2 separate regions of the Homo sapiens genome follow, and region 1 is linked to region 2. Evidence: read pairs that join two places in POLR2A ChIA-PET (ENCODE). Cell type or tissue: GM12878. All regions are shown on one strand. Each heading gives the region's core, and the rest is flanking DNA. Links, peaks and the distances in the headings are about the cores only.

Region 1 (3,031 bases), core at 325-2,824, 72 kb before region 2:
AAATTTTTTGTAGAGATGAAGTCTCACTATGTTACCTTGGCTGGTCTGAACTCCCTGGACTTAAGCAGTTCTCCTATTTCAGCCTCCCAACGTGCTAGGATTGCAGGCGTGAACCACCACGCCTGGTCTAAATTGAGCAAAAAAAAAAAAAAAAAAAAATTTTTTTTTTTTTTTTTTAGTGTCCCCATCATGGCAATTTGCAAAATTTTTAGGGATTCATAATATCAAGTGTTGGCGAGGATGTGGAGAAACGTGCTGTTAATGATACGGTAAATTGGTACAAGCTTTTTTGAGGGCAATTTGTTAGCAATTATTAAAACGTACAATGTGCATCGTCTTTTTCTTTCTTTTTGGTACCTACCTTGGAAAAATACTTGCACGTGTTTCCTAAGAAATATCTATAAGAGGGTGGGTGCTCACGCCTGTAATCCCAACACTTTGGGAGGCCGAGGCGGGTGGATCACAAGGTCAGGAGTTCGAGACCAGTCTGGCCAACATGGTGAAACCCCGTCTCTACTAAAAATACAAAAAATTAGCCGGGTGTGGTGGTGTGTGCCTGTAACCTCAGCTACTCGGGAGGCTAAGGCAGGAGGATCACGTGAACCGGGAGGTGGAGGTTGCAATGAGCCGAGATTGTGCCACTACACTCCAGCCCAGGCAACAGTGCAAGACTCCATCTCAAAAAAAAAAAAAAAGGAAAGAAATATCTATAAGAATATTCACTATAGCCAGGTGCAGTGGTGTGTGCTTGTAGTCCTAGCTACTTGGGAGGTTGAGGTGGGAGGATTACTTGAGCCCAGGAGGTCGAGGCTGCAGTGAGCTATGATCACGCCACTGCACTCCAATCTGAGTGACAGAGCAAGACCCTGTCTCTAAAAAACAAAAACAAAACATAAAACCTTTCACTATGGCTTTATTTGTAACAAAAAATCCAAATGATCTGCATGTTCATCAATAAGAAAATAGCTAAACTATGGTATTTCCAGTTTGGGGTACACCATGCAACAGTAGGAAAAAAGGAGGGAAATATGTATGTGGTGCCATAACTATTAAGTGAAAGGCTCAAGTTTCAGAATAATATGCACTATATCACATCTTGTATTTTTTTAAAAAATTCTGTTTCTGTGTGTATTTAAAGGCATGCAGAAAAAGTCTAGGTAGTACACACCAAAATGAAAAGGAGAATTACTTCTGGGGAATACTCAGATCTTTTTTGTTGTTTCTTTTTTGAGACGGAGTCTCACTCTGTCGCCCAGGCTGGAGTGCAGTGGTGCAATCTTGGCTCACTGCAACCTCTGCCTCCCGGGTTCAAGTGATTCTCCTGCCTCAGCCTCCCAAGAAGCTGGGACTCCAGGCACACGCCACCATGCCCGGCTTATTTTTCTTTTTAGTAGTGGTGGGGTTTCACCATGTTGGCCAGCCGTGAGCCACGGTGCCCAGCTGAATACTCATCTCTTTATTTTGTGAATTTCTTAACACATTGTCACTCGTTGCAGATAATTTGAACGTTACAGAATAAAGTATGGAAGAAAGTGAAAATTACCAGAAAATCTACCCAGCCATAGATAGCAACCTTTAATATGTAGGCGTATTTCTTTCCAGACAGATAAAAATTTTATAATTATGTCGTAAGCTTTTCCAGTGTATTACATACTCTCTGGAAACATCGTTCTTTAATAGCTGCACAGTATGTCACCATAAGACATTACCAAGTATAAGTTTTTCACATTATCTGGAAAGAACATAGGGGGAAATATTTAAAATGTCCCAGGCTTTAACATGCTCTCACAGGAAAAGATTTATCAGAATCACCTAGGAAGCTTTTACAAAATACACCTGTTGGACTGTTTCACCACTACTCCTCATCCAACCTAGATATATTTTTTGGTGAGAGAATTCATTGCAAGCAGACCTGCATTGCAATAATTTTTTTAAAGGAAAGTATTAGTATATTAGTAAAAGGAGTAGTAAATTAGGATTTAAACAAGGAATGAAAATACCAGAAAAAAAATATGTTGGAAAATATAAAAGCCCAGAAAATAAAAAAGAAAATAAATAAAAGAAAACATAAAAGGCACTTTATTAGTCATGTTAAAAGGTAAATGATGGTTTCAAGCAAACGTAAAAACAAGGTATAATATGCATTATAATATATGAAGAAGTAAGCGGGACATGGAGGCTCATGCCTGTAATCCTAACACTTTGGGAGGCCGAGGTGTGAGCATCACTTGATGCCAGGAGTTTAAGACCAGCCTGGGCAACATAGTGAGACCCTGTCTCTAAAAAACAAAAAATATTTTTAAAGTAAATAAAATTTTAAAAAAATAATATATATAGAAGTAAATGTATAATGGTTATAGCATAAGGGACAGGAGGAGGAAATGGAAGAATAATGTTATTAGGGTCTTATACTATATATGAAATGTCATAATATTATTTGAAGGTAAACTATAATAATTTCAAGTTACATATTGGAAAGACTGAAGCAATCACTAAAATTATCAAATACAGAGGTATAGGTAATAAACCAGTAGTAGGGGTAAAATTGAACCATTAAAAAATGCTTAAATAAGGGGCCAGGCGTGGTGGCTCACGCCTGTAATCCCAGCACTTTGGGAGGCCAAGGTGGGTGGATCACAAGGTCAGGAGTTTGAGACCATCCTGCCGAACATGGTGAAACCCCGTCTCTACTAAAAATACAAAAAAATTAGCTGGGCGTAGTGGTGGGCGCCTGTAGCCCCAGCTACTCGGAAGGCTGAGGCAGGAGAATGGCGTGAACCCGGGCCGGGAGGCGGAGCTTGCAGTGAGCGGAGATGGCGCCACTGCATTCCAGCCTGGGCGACAGAGCGGGACTCTGTCTCAAAAAACAAAAAAAAAAAAAACTTAAATAATTCAGAAGAAGGCAGAAAAAGAACAAAAAGAGAGCGAATGAAATGACTAGAAAACAGACCAACAAGAGGATTTTAGTTCAACCACACTGACAATTATGTTAAAATTATATGGTTTAATCTCTTTTAAACTCTCCAATTCA
Region 2 (2,731 bases), core at 232-2,731:
GAGGGAATGTGCTGCAATGTTAAAAGCACAGACCTGAAGCCAGAAAGACTCAGGTATGAATATTGTCTCTGCCCTGACTAGCTGTATGAACTTGGGCAAGCTACTTAAACTTTCTGATCCCCAGTTGTTTTATCTGCAAAAATGAGGAGGGGGAAGAATTGTATTTATATCAAAGAAGCTGAATTAAATTATAACTAATTAAATGAAATACTTGACACACAGAGAACCCTCAATAAATGATCTTATTATTCTGAGTAGGGAATACAAAGAGCCCACTTCATGGGCACGTGACCACGCAGTCAAACAGGACTCCAGAGTGGGTTCAATGCTCTGCTGTGGCCTTCTTGAAGTTCCTCATAATTTGGGAACAAGGGGCCTAGGTTTTCATTTTGCACTGGACTCCGCAAATTACACACACACGGCACACACACAGAAAAGATTAAAAAGCAATAAACCAATTACATCAATTTTTTCTATTTTCTATTTTTTATTTTTATTTTTATTTTTAGAGAGTCTTGCTCTGTCACTGTGGCTGGAGTGCAGTGGCGTGATCTTGGTTCACTGCAACCTCCACTTCCTGGGTTCAAGCGATTCTCCCGTCTCAGCCTCCCGAGTGGCTGGGACTACAGGCGCCCGCCATCACGCCTGGCTAATTTTTGTATTTTTAGTACAGGCAGGGTTTCACCATGTTGGCCAGGCTGGTCTCGAATTCCTGACCTCAAATGATCCACCCACCTCAGCCTCCCAAATTGCTGGGATTATAGGTGTGAGCCACCACGCCCGGCCTACATCAAATGTTTAATAGAAATAAATAAAAACAAAAAGCAGTAAACCGAAATGTAAACAATGTTTAATCTCTGGATGGTTTTCTTTTTCCTTTTTTGTTTTTCTGGGGCGGGGGTGGGGGGTTCACTCTGTCGCCCAGGCTGTAGTGCAGTGGCACAAGCTTGGCTCACTGCAACTCTGCCTCCCAAGTAGCTGGGACTAGGCATGTGCCACCACGTCTGGCTAATTTTTATATTTTTTGTAGAGACAGGATTGTGCCATGTTGCCCAGGCTGGTCTGGAACTCCTGGACTCAAGTGATCCACCCACCTCGAACCTCAACTTCCTAAAGTGCTGGGATTACAGGCGCGAACCACTGTGTCTGGCCTCCGGGTGGTTTTAAGTGGGAACTTTTATTTCTCACACATTCTTCTGTATATTCTATATTTTCTACAAGAAATATATATTACTTTTCTAATCAGGAAAAAAAATGAATATATGCATGTGCCTTTACAAAACTGTTCTCATTCTGCAGATGAGTGAAACCAAGGTAACAGATGGGAAGGAAATGACTCACGTAAGATCACACAGCAATCGATGTCACATTATGACAATGTTCAGGAAACTGCATTTCCATTTTTGCACCCCACTCTCTTGGGTCTGTGTTACCCACAGCTTTTCTAACAAGAATCTCGTTGGCATCTGACTTGATCTGGGGACCTAGCACTACACTATGCAGAAGGGGGCCCCCCCTCAGAAGCCCAGTATCAGTTAGTATGTGCTTATCTGCAGGGGCTCACTGCTGTGGGAGTTTCAGAAGTAGAAGCCACAGTCCCTGTTCTCAAAGGCTTACAGATGGGTACTCACAGTTGCACATGAAGCAGGGATGTCAGTGCTGTTGTGCAGACTCTGAATGCTGTAAGAATAGCAGGGGAAGGAACTGGTTGTCAGAGGAGAAACCAAGAACCGTTGGCACAAAATCTTTTTACCAGGGTTGTTCACAAAAGAAAAAATGCTGGAAGCTCTGCTCCTTTTAATTTCCCCCAGCTACCCTGTGTAGGCACCTGAAGGTCAACAGTATGAAGGAGAAGGGGGTAGAAATGCACAAAATAGTTCTCGTTTTGCATATTCCATAGTTCATAGTATGTATTGAAGGTCTTCTTTGACAAACCCCACTGAAGTTTCCTGATTTCACCTTCACCATGGCTAAAAGCAGCAGCTCGCCCCCACGCTTTGATTTTTCCCTCCTGTACTTTCTCTTCCCCTTCTGTTTCTCTTGGTGAGGGGTCCAAATTGGAAACTTTTTTGTCCCACAGCCCACCATAAGGGTTCATTCTGTGAACCTATGTCTATTGCATCCCAGCTTACCTAACAGCTCTTTCCCCAAGAACCAAACTTTAAGTTCCTCTCAGCAGCACAGTAAATCTTCAGAGGCTAATACATGTTTTTTTTTTCTTGAGATGGAGTTTTGCTCTTGTTGCCCAGGCTGGAGTGCAATGGCACAATCTCGGCTCACTGCAACCTCTGCCTCCTGGGTTCAAGCGATTCTCTCACCTCAGCCTCCTGAGTAGCTGGGATGACAGGCGCCCGCCACCATGCCCAGCTAATTTTTGTATTTTTAGTAGACACGGGGTTTCACCATGTTGGTCAGGCTGGTCTCAAACTCCTGATCTCAGGTGATCCACCCGCCTCGGCCTCCCAAAGTGCTGGGATTACAGGTGTGAGCCACCGTGCCCAGCCCACAGACTAATATCTTTAAGGAACTTCTAGAAATCATCTCTGGCCGAGTCATCCAGGTGCAAACGAGAGGTTCTGGGCTGAGATCAAAGAGAACAAGGGGAAGATTCAGCAGTTACACAGCTGGGCTCATAGTGAGGGGATTTGCATGAATATTAACATCAGCTCCATTTACTGGGTTCTTTTACCCTGTGCCAGGCAGGTAATTTGCTTGATATGCATGATCTGAT

The links. ChIA-PET counts read pairs that join two places held together with the same protein. Peaks named below come from ENCODE experiments on the same cell type or tissue, not always from the same donor. Only the 100,000 strongest peaks of a DNase experiment are listed, where the experiment ranks them.
Region 1: POLR2A ChIA-PET joins it to region 2 with 10 read pairs; 17 of 35 experiments call an interaction of 5 or more read pairs at or near these places.

Annotation. Positions count from the first base shown.
Region 1 is chr12:745,341-748,371 of GRCh38, reverse strand. No RefSeq gene overlaps it. Among named protein-coding and RNA genes, the nearest start is that of WNK1, 5.7 kb to the left of the region's middle. In GM12878, for the core only: no CTCF peak of the experiment used is centred there; no DNase peak of the experiment used is centred there.
Region 2 is chr12:673,319-676,049 of GRCh38, reverse strand. It overlaps LINC02455 (long intergenic non-protein coding RNA 2455), which reads left to right. Exons shown (of 4, transcript NR_187480.1): 4 at 1,031-2,731. Among named protein-coding and RNA genes, the nearest start is that of NINJ2, 11 kb to the right of the region's middle. RefSeq lists an enhancer at 2,484-2,583. In GM12878, for the core only: no CTCF peak of the experiment used is centred there; a DNase peak (open chromatin) is centred at 1,449; H3K4me3 peaks cover 1,721 bases; H3K27ac peaks cover 2,500 bases.